Linked DNA regions of Mus musculus: region 1 is linked to region 2. Evidence: chromatin loops called from intact Hi-C (ENCODE). Cell type or tissue: left cerebral cortex. All regions are shown on one strand.

Region 1 (8,000 bases), 920 kb before region 2:
CCCTCCATATACCTGATATCATAATACAGGTGTCTTTTGATCGCCTCTTCATGGCCTTGTAAGCAGCGTCAGCAATAGCAAAGAGATGAGGAGGTCTCTCATAAAGCTCACGACCTTTATACTGCTCGACAGTGTCCCTCCCATAGATGTTCAGCACCTTGTATGGATTCACAGAAACAACCACTTCTCCGATGAATGTGTAGATGCGTCCTTTCTCAAATCTGCACAGAAGCAAGAACAAAAGGTTGCTGTGGTTACACAGATGTGTGGATTATTTCCTCTTAGTTTATTACCAAATGTGCCCAAATGTCCTAGTAACTGTTTCTGAACTGACAATTTATCAGCCCTCAATTTACTTTTAAAGACCATGTTACAGTTTAGGATGGTGACTTGTATCTATAATCCCATCTCTCTCCCTCCTTCCCTCCCTCCCCCTCCCCTTTGGGTTTTCGAGACAGGGTTTCTCTGTGTAGCCCTGGCTGTCCTGGAACTCACTCTGTAGACCAGGCTGGCCTCGAACTCAGAAATCCACCTGCCTCTGCCTCCCAAGTGCTGGGATTAAAGGCATGCGCCACCACACCTGGCTATAATCCCATCCCTTAAGAGGATGAGACAGGAGGACTGCTTCGAGTCAAAGCCAATGAGTTCCAGGTCAGCTTGAACTACATACAGAGTGAGACTCTTAAACATAAACACAAACACAACACAAACAAAAACGCAGACTATGTTTGGGTCAGTCATAGTAGCTTATGTTTATATTCAACTCTTGTAAGGATGAGGCAGGAGGATTACTGTGAGTTGGAGGCCAGCCTGGGGTACATAATGCAGCTCATAAAAAACAACTAACAGCAGAGACCTTCTCCGATGCCCTTCAGATGCCACTAATGAAAAAGGTCCAGTAGGGCTGAAAAGCCAGGCAAAAGAAGGAACTTAACATTTTGAAGGCTGTGAGTTTTCCCTTCCCAAATACAGAAGGTGAATTAAGAGAGAAACACTCACAGTTCTAGGAGGAAAAGAAATGGAAGTTAAATCAGGTATTGAAATTTACTCTACTGGATTTTCAATTAAACAAGGCCTGTTCACATTTATTTCTTCTCCCTCTAGAAGCCTGACCAAATTGTCAGCAAGGAAATAGTCAGAGTACACTCCACAGCAGAGGACTACACAGGAGACACTTCTGGTATAAATCACACTGGTTTTTGTAGTGACTGCTTAGAATCCCATGGTGTAGATACAGCATGATTTTTTTCAGTGATCTTCCTTCCCTCCTTGGACTAGAGCAACACTGCAGAAAACACCCTGGACACGTAGCTTACAAACCAGCGGGAAGGACTCACAGGAATGGGACAACTGATTGAAAGTGTCTATATTTTTAAGGTATATAATATGATCCCATTTTTGTATGGGATCATATTTACATGTGTGTCTATATCTGTATACATTTGATAAGAGTAGGTGTACACATGGCAAGATACCATAGAAAACATGATGTATTTATCCTTCTATAATACAGTGGGGTAGTATGAATGGGGAATGAGGAGTCTGGTGAGAAGATGCCATAGGAACAAAGTAAAAACAGCACACAAACTATTTACACAGTAACCCACACCTATAAGCATGTACAAACCAGAGCTTAACTGTTTCTCTCAAGTGATTGTTACCAATGCCTGCCGAGAGGCACCGGCAAATACAGTCAGTTTTCAGCATCCATTGAAGCCTGGGTCTATAAGCCCTCACAAATAACAAAATCCTTGGATGTTTAAGTACCTTACATAAAATGTCCTAGATCTGAGAAACACTTTTGTACATACTTCTCCATATTTCATATAATCTGTAGGCTATAACAATTCTTCATGTAATTTATGTGCTATCTAAATAGCTGTTAGATTTTTAATCTGCAGTTGCATGGATGTGAGGATACAACATCTGTGGGAATGGAGGGAAGATTGCATCTCACTTCCAGGAGCTGAGTGAAGAGTGCTCACACAGGCAAAATGCTGGTCCTCGGGTAGTCTGTCTATTTATAACCAATGGGCAAGGAGAAATAATTAAGCATTTGGGACTGATAGGCAAAAATTTTAAACTTCTCTTAAGATGGAAAGTTGTCAGCTATAATTAAGACAGGAAACAAACAAATATAGTCATTGTGAACAATAAATTAGAACAAAGATTTTTATCAAGAAGTTAGCATGTATTTAAATAAGAGTTATCAACCAGTGAGGTTTCCTGTCTGCTTTTTTTATTGTGGTTTTCCCACTGACAGTCAAAACACTTGCTTTGGGGTCCTTCTCTGGGCCTGAGTGCTCACATTACTAACAGCAGCGAGACCTTGTAAAAGTGACTTGACCTCCTTGTGTTTCAGCCTCTCCAGCTGTACAATGGTAATAATTATATCCCTCGGTTCCTCTGGCACTGAATAAATGGTTTTCCCCCTTTTCAAAAATGGCAATTAATTTTATTGCTCTATTATGTTATCCATGAAAGCGATGGTTATTTGCTTGTTTTGAGACAGGGTTTCTGGCAGCCCAGGTTGGCCTTGAAGTATGAAGCCAAGGTTGGTCTTCAATCTGTGATATTCCTGCCTCTATCTGAAGAGTTCTGGGATTGCAGGAAGATGTTGATTCTTTACCAAATGTTTTTATTTTTTATTAACACTACCCCTCCCCAATAGCCCCGATAGCCACAAGAATGGACTAAACGTCAATATGTCATTCGTTGTCACAGCTATCAATCAACTGCAAGTTACCAACAAGATCTCTATCTATACAGCTTACATTTAGGGACCCATAACTGTGAAGCTGGAGAGATGGCTCAGTGGTTAGGATTGTGTACAGCTCCTACAAAGGACCAGAGTTCAGTTTTCAGCACCCATGCCACGTGACTCACAAGTGACTATAATTCTCAGTTCATGGGCTCCAATACCCTCCTTTAGCTCCCCAGCTGCGCAAACTCTCCCCTCAAGAACATACATATTTTTTAAAATCCACAAAGAAATAAGAAGTAAGATTGACTACTCCAGTCTCTCTGATTGGATCTGCAAACACAGGCTCAGCAGCTATCATCAACGGACCAAGCAAGGGCAGGGGTTGTCAAAACACCCCAAGTAGGAAAAAGGAAAAAGAAAAACAAGCACCAGGGTCTTAGTGGGAAAGTCATCTCATGAGCTCCTTACTCTGACGTAGAAGCATCATAAGGCACTCTCTTGCTGGATAGTTCTTACAGCCACGAATGGGATCATTTCTGAAATTCTGGTATTAGTTCAAGTAAATATTTTGTTTAACTACATTCCTAAGCATCATTTTTTTTCAAAATATAATCAAAACACACGCACAATAGCAGGGTGATCACGGTGTGGTAGCTTATGTCAACAATCTTTGCTCTTGGGAGGCAGAGGCAGGAGATCAAGAGCAGCCTAGACTACATGGTGAGACCTTGTTTCAAGAAGGTATACAATGTATAAGCCATTTGTTTAGAAACCACGTTATTTATGAATCATAATAGCGGTGTTATCTGTTGACTTGAAGGCATTTCAGGGCTCAACAAGATATGACATTAAATAAATGCTTCAGCAATTTGCAAAACGGATAGAAAGTTATGTTTGAAATTCTAAACTGGTTATCAAATGACTTTGAACTTGGTTAGGTCTCAAAACTACCACTAGATGGTGCCACTATCCACTGTAATATCATGTGCAATTTCAGAGGTACAGGGGAACAGAAAAGTAATGCAGTCGGTCCTTTCAGGGCTTCCTTTGGGGAGGATCTGCAGTAATTACACGAGAAAGTGAATAAGAGACACCCTGTTCCAAAGGAACAATGAAAGCATTTTCTATGATCTATGTGTGCAAACCTGTTATAATAAACTGTCTATGTGTACTAGAAAGGGTGTAACCCTAGATATCAAAATGGGAAAAGAATAAGATAATACTGAAGATAAATTGTTAACAACAGAGAATAAGGGGAAAGGCCATAAAACCATGTGTTACAGTAGCAAATATTGCTGCAAAAACTCCTTCAAGTGAGGAATCCTAAAATCATGGACAAACTGTTTCAGCCACACAAGGTCCTGCCCCTTTACTTGACTCCTAACAAGCAATGCCACCTCCGGGCATGAGCACCTCTCTGTCCCCTCACCTCTCTCGGCCTTTGTCTCCATGGTCTTGTCACTGTTTCCCTTCACTCTGGTTGCCTTCTCACCCTACACTGGGGAGATTCCCCCTTGTTCTTCCAAAGTCTAAGAACCAGTTTTTCAAATACATATTTATATATGTGTGTACCTTTAAATTAAATTAAAATTAGCTAGACATGGCACCCTCTTGCAATCCTAGGTCTTGGGAATTGGAGACAGGAGGATCAGGAGTTCCGGGTCATAGTGAGTTTGAGGACAGCCTGGGTTACATGAAACTGTAACTCAAAAGCCAAAAGCAATCAACCAAAGATAGCTTAACTGTCATAGTCTCTAGAACTTCAGAAAATATTTATTGAAATAACTAGATATTTTCATTGGCTTCTAAATGAAACAAAAGTTCTAAAACATTTTAAATTAACATGTAGCAATGGAGAAGATATTAAAGACAATGCTGTTGGAAGACAAATGTACAATACCCATGGGCTCTGAGACACGTGGTTAAAAGTATTCTAGTCCAACTCATCACATCACTTGTATCTAGGACCATCGGTAGCAGTCAGTCAAGATGCAACAGCTCCTTCAGACCAGTCTCAGCAGACCACGTACACAGCCTACAGACAAGGCGTGTGCACAGGAGTGTGAGTGTGTGCAGAGGAGGAAGGTGGCTGAGCTGAGCAGAGCAGGAAGCCATGCCCTGTGTTCACGGAGTAGACGCGGCTGCATGATAGTCTCTGCAAGCCTGGTGGAGTAAGCGTAAACTGGATGTGTCTGGACACACAGTAGGTTGTAGTTAAAGAGAGCAATAAGATCCTAATGAAGGGTGGGCAATAGAAATTAAGGATGGAAACATCTTAAATACTTTAAGGGGAAACAGAATAGAATATGAAAACTTACCAAATATTAGAGATGAAATTTTATTTAATTTTAAGTTGAGTATAAGACAAAACTGGAGTTATTTCTGATCAGATCCTCCCTGACTCCCTTGCTGCTTTCTTGACTTTTCACAGACTTACTCTACAGCCCAAGCCAGCCTAGAACGCACTCGTAACCCAGGAAGGCTCAATCTTCTGCCATAGTTTCCTGAGGGCTGGCTTTACAAACGGAGCCACCACAACTGGCTTTGGATTGTATTTCACAGGTACTCCTGTGGCTTCTAAGTCAGATTCACTCACTAACAATTCACCGGTGAATCATCTATAATCTTGGAATCATCTATAATCAGAAGGAAAATTCTCTGTGTGTATTTAATAAAAATCTTTATTCATGGGCACTTTTCATTTGTTTTATGAGGAATAAAGGCATTCTGGAATAATGGTGCCTAATCATAACTGACTTGGCCTGTCTTCTTCCCTTTCCAATGCAAATGTTCTCAGGGGAGTGCCCCATCTATCTATGACCAGGCATGCCTCTTTTCTTCATCCCTGTCCCCTCTGCCAGCTCCAGTCTGGGTCCACTCTGGGACATCGGTGCACGTCCAACTTCCTGCAGTGATTCCTCATGAACTCAACTTACTGTTAGGGCTCTGACATCACAGTTTCTCTCTCGGCAGCATTTGCCACGGTGTCCTACTACTGCCTTAACACTATCTTTTCTTGGCTTCTGTGAGCTCACATTTGCTGGGGTTTCTTCCTATTTTTCTGGTTTTCTTTTTCAGTTTCCTTTGCTGCCTTTTCTTTTTCTATTTATCTCGAGACATTCAAGTTCTCTGGGTTTGAGTTTAGGACCAACCTCAAACACCAACCAAGGAACGCCTATCTAAGGATGACAATAGAAGAATACCTTGGCTCTCTGAAATCATCAATAAGAACAGACAAAACCACAAGAGAAAGTATTATCAACCATGAAATAAAGCCATGACTCTGAGCCACTGCATAGAAAGGCTGTGGGTGCCAGAAATGGTGACATAGCCCTGTAATTCTAGAACTGGGGGGGGAGGGGGGGGTGGCGAGGCAGGATGATTGCCAGTCTTATCTATATAATGAGTTTCAGACCAGCCAGGGGTAGATAGACTGTGTTCCCTTCTTTAAAAAAAAAAAAAAAGGAAAAAAAGAAAAAGGAAAAAAGAAAATCGAATGTTCTGAGAACAGACCTAGCCTAAGAGGATGCTGATAGAGACTGGTGCCTTCCCCTGCTGTCTCAGCCCTGGGAGAACGTGCTCCAAAAGTAGGCAATAGTTCCTAAACAGCTAAACAAAACAATCTCTTACTAAGAATGGCAGGGTCACAGTATGCAGGTGGCTTCAGAACAAAATTAGTCCCATTAATTAATTACATACTTCTAAAAGGAGGAAATAAATGAGTATAAGAATAAAAATGTTTTTATTTGAATGGTATAAGCAAAGGAGAATAAAATGGGCAAAAATTTTGTACAGATATTTTTCTATAGAAATAAAGTAGATATGTAGCTTTTTTAAAGACAAAAGGAATGAGAACAGGTAATGGGAGATGAAATGGCTGGAATTCATTATATACATATATGAAATTACCAAATCAAGGAAAACGTCTTTATAAAAATAAATAAAAGGGAGAATGAATACCAGGCAAATAGACAAGGATAGGGGGGAAAATGTTTTAGATAGAGTGAGATGGAAAAAGATAGAATTAAAGTATGATAAAGAAAACTCAGAACTGGAATAAGAACTGCCAATCGATCACTTGTTGGTGCCCCAGACAGCTTAACCACCTGGTAATGGTAATGCTTGAAAACAATGAATACGCAACAGCAACAAAAATCAGTAACTGCAGACGCTGGTGTCTACTGCACACAAAATGCATGAATTATGAACTCTAGTAACAAGGGACCCTTCCAGTGACCACATCTCCCACCAGAATGCCTCTGGCTGGCTCTGACTCTGGTGACTGCTCAATGACCAGAACCTTGGTTAAGCTGGCTAAGTATGATTGTGGTGTGACCTGTTAGCCTCTGTCCGTCTCCGGGCATCTGCTACAGAGCTGACACTCACTCGCTGTCTTTCCCCCACCAGGATGTGGATGCAGTGGCTCAAGACCCTCCTACCCACTGTCTGTGAGTGAATTCCCGCCTCTGGACATTGGTGGCATCACTTAGAGCTGGACCGTTTAGTTATTAGATTCATTTTCTGTGAGTTCTCTCCCGCATTTTCATATGTGAACAATAAACTGTGCATTTGAAAATGGAAAAAAAAAAGGGCAATACCTGGTAGAAAAATAGATAGCAGCTTGGGAAAACCAAAAAGCACAAGGCATCAGTGTGGGGAATTGAACTGCTTGAACTGTGTTCCCCAAACAGCATAGTAGGAAGTCCTAACCTTCTTGTGATGCAGCCTTATTGGGAAACAGGGCTTCTGCAGATGTAATCAAGATGAGCTCATTAGGATGCACTCTAACACAAAACCTTAAAGAAGGGGAAATGTCACATGTGGACACATACAGCCATGTGAGGCAGCACAGGTCAAGGAAACGAATTCCATCTACCCCCTCAAGAAGCTAGACGAGCCCCTAAGAGGCTGCTATGTTAGAGAGAGCTTGGTTCTGCTCAAACCTTGATTTTTTGAACTTCTTGTCTTGGGACCGTGAACAATAAAATCCATAGCAACCCGAGAATTACGGTTTTATCAAAATGAATTCCATGAAGATGTATCTTTAAGCTTTCTTAGAAAAAATTCAATCATGTCAGTAAGATATACTTCTCCTATCATCAAGTGACTTGGCAGCAAATGGTGTTACAAGACCTTGAAGTCCTGGGCGTGGCCGATCCCTCCCACAGGCACGCTTGTGACTACTCTCACTCCTCATCTACTCTCCACATTCCACCAAGCGTGACCTGAAAATATACAGTGGCTACAAGTGTCTAGTCTTCAATCATTTCAGTGAGAAGCCACACCCACTGAGTGT
Region 2 (8,000 bases):
TTCTCAGCCCAGACTGTAGTTAGAGACAGCCCAATCCCCTGGCTGCAGAGTCCTCAGGACACTGTTCTGTGGTCCCCAGTGCCAGCTTGCCTCTGTTGTGTATGCCCAGCCTCAACCTAGTCCTCAGACACCTTTCTCATATCTTCAAGCCACTTTGCTTTAAATCAGAGAGACCAGCCAGTGGTCACTGAGTGCCCTCTGCAAGGAGGCTTTATGAGTTTAGGACATGAGTGGTCTCAAGCAGGAGGAACTGCTGTTACCCCCATTCTAGAGGTCAGAGAGGGGAGGTGCGGGAAGGCTAAGTGACCCTCTGAGCCCCAACACCTGGACGGCAAACAAATCAGGCTCAGCCTAACGGCAGAGGCTGCTCTTCCGACAGCCAGGCTCCTTGGGTAGTTCCTTCGGTGCCCTGCCCTGCTAGTGTTCTCTATTTTGGGTTCCCATGGTCTCCAAGCATCTTTCCTGAAGCTTCCCTCAAGTTCACTCTGGGCTCCTCCCATTAACACAGCCACCTCCTGGAGCAGAGCTCAGAAGAGCTGGCCCTATCTGGCTGGGATTCTCTCCCTCTCCTGCTCCTGAATTCCTGGCTAGTTCCTGGCAATCCTTGGCTTGGGTTGAGCCTGTGTAAGAGCAGATGCTGTAGCTGATGCTCTCAGGACTGTAGGGAGCATGAGCCTGTGGGAGCCGGGAGCAGTTTGGTGCAAGGCTTCTTGACAATGAAATGAAACTGGAAACATGGACGCCAAATCACGAAACAGCCCTTCCCCATCCAGGAGCTGAGACACTGGGCAAGGCCGGTGGTGCGCTCTTCCCCTCCCATTAGGGCCAAATGGGAAGTGGAAGCGCCTCCTGCTTTCTGAGCTGACGTTCAACTCCAGGACTCAAGATGATAAACACAGGCTTCATTATGCCCCTGTCTTCTTTTGCGGGCTTCTTAAGTGATTAGTGTAATAGTCTGTACACAATAGACTTTTAATTAATTTTTGTGGAATGCATAAATGCATGAACCACCAAGGGAAGGAACTGAAGTCCCTTGTGACAACAATCCCCTGAGCCCATCTCCACTCTATCTTGTAAGGGAAGCCCGCCAGGTAGCGGGCGATACTCAGGGAGGAGGCTTATAGCAGCTAAGGAGGAGTGTATCTGGGGATGGGCTGTCCTTCCTCTGCCTCCTGGGCAGGTGAGCATACATCGAAGCAGCCTTTCATGACTGTGATCTGACAGAGAGAGATTTTGGGATTTCCTCTGGAAATCTATAGCTATATGAGGAGGGGGTTATCCTTTCTCCTGGGGTCTTCTCATGATCATGGCTCTGTCTTACTGCGCCCTCTTCAAGTGAGGTACGGCCGTGTAAGTCATAGGAAAATCACTCCAGGGTCTAATGTCAACAAAGAAGACCATTTCCTCACTGCTCCAGATAGTCCCTTGGACTGTGAAAAACCCTTCCCAACAAGCAAACAAAAATTCCGACCACAGTTAGAAACCAAAGCCCAACAGAGGATTCAGTTCTCTAGAGATTTCTCCAGTGCAAAGCCACTAAGGAAAGGATGGTCTTTGGCCTTTGGGACATCACAAATCCCGTAAGGCTGATGCATGCAGACTACCTCATGCATATGATTGTTACATAGGCAATTCTGAGATGGCACAACTCATGAGATGTCTATCACCTATGTCAGTCAAAGAAAGCCCCGCCCTTTCGGAGACCGCCTCCTGAAAGCTCTTGGGATCTAGAGCCCTGTGCTGGCTGGAGTTTGCCCCTGCTTCTTGGAATGTTTACTCATTCATTTTCGCTTTCATCAACCCGTGCGTTCAAGGATACCACATCGCAGAAGAGCCATGCTGTTTATCCCGAGTCTATCTACCTGTCTTCACCCTGGGGAACCAGACTGTTGATAAGCTAGCTGATCCCTCTCTCCTTTCTTAAGATGTACTATCAGATCTCCCGGCCCCGCCTCCCTCAGCCTCTCCATCTTTGCTTAGTCCCACCCCTCCACTGAGTGCGGAAACAGACACCCATTCATTCCACGGAGCACAAACGATGTGTAGTCGGGAGCAGAGGAGGAGCTCCTAGGATGATGGAAGGGAGTCTCTTCGGGAGTAAAGCCTCCCTTCTCCTCTACCTACTGGGGGCCTAACAGGAGTGCCTGCTGCAGGAGTTAACCTCAGGACTTAGCTTCCGCCGCCCCAAACAGGCCTTTGTACTGCCAAGTCCTTGGATTGTACAAGCTTCTCTAACACTGGGAGTCAAATCAGGATCTGCATCATCTGTGTAGCTCCCTCCCACGCCTGAGTTGTCCCTGGCTGGAGGCAGGATCTCTAGACATCTCCCGTTACTTGGGGGGAAGTCAGCAGCCCTGCAGCTGGGGTGAAGTGCTTTCTAGGAAGTTCTAACCCCTATGTGTCTTCATGCCCAGGGCTCTACAGTTTATAATGCCACCATCCGGAACCTATGGCCCTAACCCAATTTCGTTTGCATTTTCATTCCTTTGACCCTAGACCACTAAGCCGGAAAGCGCTGCCTCAGACCAATTAGGATCCCTAGTTATTTCTGAGTATTCCTTTAGGTGAGGCTTTTACAGGCTCTCTTCTGCACCAAGCTTCAGGCCGCTTGGGTCCGTGGGTGTTTCATCTTCCTAATAAAATCCATCCATCCATCTTCCCGAAGAAGCAGATATCCCAGGGCTAGACTAGGGAAATAAAGTAATAACGTTATCGGCCTTCACAGAGCTATTTAAATACAGACCCGGTTGCTGGGGAGATGAAAGGGGGCCCCTTTTGTTATGAAAATGAAGGGAGTGGGGAGGGGTTCTGTTTGTGTTTTGATATGTTAATATGCCTGGAAGCCACCCAGGGTGGGCAGTGCTGGGGAGGCTGAGTCGCAAGGCATATTTATTTGTGCAGTTTAATTTAACAGCTAGGCTACAACGGGAGCTGCAATCGGGATTGTGTAAAGATAATTACAGCCCCATTATTAATCAGATGCCTGCAGGAGATGGCTTGCTAGCTCGCGGCTCCCCGGGCTGCATGCAGATCAGCAGCCAATCTGACACAGCATCTTTGTGGTCTCATTCTGCCATCTAGTGGCTGTTTCAGGAATTGCCCAGGGAAGATCATTCTAATTTGAAGTTCCTTTTTAAACAATGGGACGACATTCTAGAAGAAAAGGCAATTGCTGCAGCTTCTGAAAAGATAAGATAGGGAAAGGTTTGGAATCACATCACCAGTTTGCCACTTTTTAGTGATTCTGAGCTTGAAGTCGGAGAAAGTAACATATTTTTGATTGGATTCTGCCCCCCCCCCTCCGTCCCCCGCCCCGACCCCGGGGAACCTGAGTCTTCTAAAGAGTTCATGAACTATATACATAAACACACTGTGCTTTTCCATTCTTTTCTCTTCCATCTTTCCCGTTCTTCAGCTTTGTATCATGTTTTAGTTTCATTTTTCTCTTGTCTCTTGGATTAAAATCTTGCTTTTGTTTTGCGTTTTTCCCTGAGTCGAATGACTTGGGGCAGGGGGTATAAATCAGAAACAACCACACTCAGTCGAGCAAGGTTGGCATGTCCCTGCATTCCCAGCACTTAGGAAGTTCATGCAGGAAGAGCTGGGGTTCAAGGCTGGCTTGATCTACCCAGTAGAAACCTTACACCTGCCGAGGGTGGGGCACGCCCAGCATGAACTGACTGCAGCGAGGAAAAGGACACCCTGAGCCTCCTGAGGGGGAGGCCAGATGTTCAGCGAATGCTGGGCCCCCACACAGCATGGGAATAATAGAATGGGGAACCAGGAAGAGAGGCAGACACACAGTTAGGTGAATATCCTTTTGATTTGACTCTTGTTAACACTGTCCTTTCAACCCTCCACACCGGCCCATTAAACCCCAAGACAGCAGAGTGGATGGAGGTAGGAGGAGGGGAGAGAGGAACAACCTCCATCTGGGAGGTCACCATGAGGATCAAGGTAGATGTGCAGTCCCATAGAGGCTGCAGACCCAGTTGGAGCCTCCCTGAGAGGTGGCCCTTTTAATAGAACCTTGATTAAGATTGTCTGACAGTTTCATTTCCCTCACATTCCGATCTTTCAGGAATTGAAAGTGAATCCAGTTTATAAGCTGCCCTGGTTCTTAGGACTTTTACTCCTCCTCCTCTCCCTCCTCCTTTTAGATTTATTTATTTTATGTATAGACGTACACTATAGCTGTCTTCAGACACACACCAGAAGAGGGCACTGGATCCTATTACAGATGGTTGTGAGCCACCATGTGGTTGCCGGGAATTGAACTCAAGACCTCTGGAAGAGCAGTGCTCTTAACTGCTGAGGCATCTCTCCAGCCCCCTTCTTTATCTTCCTCCTCCTCCCCCTCCTCCCCCTCCCCTTCCCCCTCCTCCTCCTCCTCTTTTACTTTGCACTCTCCAAACTTATCTTAACTAACAAAATAAGAAGTGGGGGTGGTGGCATGGGGGCAGTTAAAAGAATGAAAACCCAAGCCACACACCAGAGGGACATCTTTTTATAACAGGTCCTGAACCCAGCAATTTACAAAGAACTCTTAAATAGTGTCCGGTGAATGATCCAGTTGGAAAAAGGCTAAATGTTGATAATGCACACCTAGAAGGCTCCTGGATACTGTGCCACACAATGGAGCCTCCTTTCCCATCACTGAGTAATGTCTGTGTCCTGGAACTGTACAGACACAAGTAAGGAAATGACAAGATATCCCTATCACACACACAAAAGAGCTGCAGGTTAGAACATTATGCTGCCATGTACCTACCAAGATACCCACATCCCGAACAGACAGTATCTAGTTCCAGAAGAACCAGGATCATGCTCACTGCCAATGGAACTGTAAGAGGGCTCAGCCACACAGAAGACAGTTAAACAACTTCATATTCAGCCAGACAAACTCTTATTGCCCCAAACAACCATCTCTCTCTCTCAAGCATGCCCACCTGGCCAAATAGAGCTAAACATCCAGGACTTCAAACCTTGCGAGACCTCGGTTTCCTACAATCTGTTACTTGATTGCAGGGGTCTGGGGCATGAACTTGGCAAATAGCCATCTCTATCCTATCAAAATGTTAAAAATTCAAACAGGCCTCAAACCATCAACACTGCTGACTGCACTGAAAATGTATGTCTGTAAGTACAACGGTCGCAATAATGGCAGGTTTGTTCACAATTCCTCCAGACTGCAACCTTCCAGTGGAGTGATAGGATGAGGTGTCAGGGCCACCGGTGACTCTCCAGAGTTCTTTGCTTGGCCATTGCTGACCTATTTGGTGCCAACCTGGCTCTCCCCTGGTTCAGGGCAGCTGTGGATCTATGCAAACACCAGACCTACACGTGATGAGAGTATCCAGTACTCAGACTGTAAGAGCAGCTCAGCCATGTCCTTTATAACTACCAAGTGGCCACGCTCACACCTTTAGAATTAGCAACCTAGGAAAATGTCCCCAGGCACATGGTCCCGGGATGGATCTGTGTCACACACCTGAACTCAATATCTCCTTTTTGAAGCCACAACCACTCCCTTGCCCCCTTACTGACTTGAAACTTTCTAAGTAGGCCAAGCTTAGCTGTTTGGAGAATTTCAGAAATACATCCATTTCTGTGTCTCCTGAGTTCAGGTAACACTCTCTCTCTCTCTCTCTCTCTCTCTGTCTCTCTGTCTCTCTGTCTCTCTGTCTCTCTCTGTCTTTCTGTCTCTCTCTCTCTCTCTGTCTCTCTGTCTCTGTCTCTCTCTGTCTCTGTCTCTCTCTGTCTCTCTGTCTGTCTCTGTCTCTCTCTCTCTCTCTCTGTCTCTCTCTCTCTCTCTCCCTCTCTCTCTCTCTCTCTCTCCTCTCTCCTCTCTCCTCTCTCCTGCACTGGACTTTTAAAACTCTGGGTTCTGTGTTTGGGCTGGGTCTAGGACCCCTACCCATTAGTAACAGATGTACAGCTTGGTCTCTATGTGGGTCCTCTAACAACTGGAGTCTGGGCTGTGTCTGACTCAGTTTCCTGCCATTGGATCCCCTTCCCCTAGCTGGGCTGCCTTGTCTGGCCTCAGTGGGAGAGGGTGTGCTTAGACCTGTGAATTGAAATGACTGTGCTAGGTGAGATTGGGGGGACGGACGGACAGGGAGGGGGCGGGACAGAACGTGGGGGGTGTGGAAAACAGATCTCCCTGACTAATGAGCTGACCATCACATATTTGCATAACAATATTGAAACAGGTGTTCCCAAACAAATGGTTCAGGCCCCTCCCCAATCTGCTCCGGGGCACAGGGGAGCAGCCTTGCCCACCACAAGGACCCTCTGTGTCCCTCTGGCACACCTGTCCTGCCCTTCAAGGCTCAGCTCCTGTACCTCTCAGATGACCTCTGACTCCTACTCAGCACCAGGAGTACTACTCAACCCACTCCCCGCCCTCTCGTGCGCACATAAGAAGTACTGCCCCTATAGGTTGGAGGTCAGATTGCAATAACAAATAATAGTTTTCCTGGTCTTTTATGTGTGTGTTTATATGTGTGTGTAGATGTGTAAGTGTAACGTGTATGAAGCATGACAGTTTTTAATGCCAGCATGTGAATGTGCCTTTCTTTAAGAGCTATTGAAAAGCTTGTCTGAGAATTTGTTTTTCTTTTTTAATGAATTCCACACATTTAATATTTTCTGAGAAATAATTAGTTTACACAGCTCTGTTGCATTGCTGTAGTGTTTATGCAAAACTTACAGTCCTTTTATGAACCTGAGACTTTTATACTTCTATTGACAGCCGCGAATCCAGCTGTCTCTACGGAGCCATTTGTCCAAATTGGAGTGAATTTTAAAAATGTAATCGCTCAAGAAAAGCTGGCTAATTGGACACGACTTTCAGCTAAACACACATTATACAAAATATTCACTCTATTACAACACAATTAGTGATTTTGCCGGTATGAAAGCGAAGGAAAAATACATTTATGAAATGAGCATAGAATGCCTGTAAGTAGCATATGCTGGATTTTCAGAACTTAGTTGAACATCACTGAAGTGCCAGTGGAGTGCCCAAAACATGTGAAGACTTGGTTCAGCCATCTTTGATGTTTTTCTGACATTCATTCATATAAAACAAAACACAGCCAGAATATAAAGTAAAATGTATGTGTGGAGATATATATATCCTGTATTTATATGTAGACAAGGTTTTACATATAAAGCAAGGTAGAGATATGTGATTTATACACATGCTTGTAAGTGTAATTTTGCTTTATGAACATTTAAATGCATAGTTATGAGAGTGTATTCTGTTATGTACGTTTGTATGTGTGCTGGTGCACATGTGTGCTTAGGTGTACTTACATGTGTACACACATGCATGTATGTAAGGCCAGAGAACGACCCCCGGGGTTATTCTTTAGGTCACAAACACCTTTTGGGGAGAGTGGGGACATAGTCTGGAGCTCACCGAGTAGGCTAGACTGGCTGACCTGTGAGATCTAGGGGTCCCTCTGCCATGGCTTCCCTAGTTCTGGGATCACAAGTATGTGCCGCTATGCTCCGTTTTCTTTTTAAAAAAATAATTTATTTTCGTTTTATAAGCATTGGTGTTTTGCCTGCATCGGTGTCTGTGTAGGGGTGTCAGATCCCGTGGGACTAGAGTTATAGACAGTAGTGAGTCTCTATGTGGGGGCTGGGAATTGAAGTCAGGTTCTCTGCCAAAGTTGTCAGTGCTGCTGACCACTGAGACATCTCTTCAGTCCTCCAAATTCACGTGTTAGAAAAATGCTCATTGGTGTTTTGTCTGCACGTGTATCTGTGTGGGGGTGTCCAATCCCCTGAAGCTGGAGTTACAGACAGTTAGTTGTGAGGGCCATGTACTGGGAATTGAACCTGGGTCCTCTGGAAGAGCAGCCAGTTGTTCTTAACCACTGAGCCATCTATACCTTCACGTCCCCACGTCCCCCAGCTTGGCCTTTTAAATTTGGGTTTTGGGGATTGAACTCAGAGCCTCATGGCTAAAAGGCAAGTACTTTACCCAC

What was found. Hi-C counts contacts between places; a loop is a spot of excess contacts. Peaks named below come from ENCODE experiments on the same cell type or tissue, not always from the same donor. Only the 100,000 strongest peaks of a DNase experiment are listed, where the experiment ranks them.
Region 1: it touches region 2 in a loop (8-fold over the local background); 7 of 42 quality-filtered maps call a loop at or near these places.

The regions. Positions count from the first base shown.
Region 1 is chr11:80,692,869-80,700,868 of GRCm38, forward strand. Myo1d (myosin ID) reads right to left here. Exons shown (of 22, transcript NM_177390.3): 2 at 13-221. Among named protein-coding and RNA genes, the nearest start is that of Gm31042, 27 kb to the right of the region's middle. In left cerebral cortex, a CTCF peak has its summit at 3,654 (motif pointing right); a DNase peak (open chromatin) is centred at 3,671.
Region 2 is chr11:81,610,389-81,618,388 of GRCm38, forward strand. It overlaps a transcript of Asic2 not described here. Among named protein-coding and RNA genes, the nearest start is that of Gm11418, 27 kb to the left of the region's middle. In left cerebral cortex, CTCF peaks have their summits at 3,080 (motif pointing left) and 6,444; DNase peaks (open chromatin) are centred at 2,019, 2,246 and 3,057; H3K4me3 peaks cover 1,502 bases; H3K27ac peaks cover 400 bases.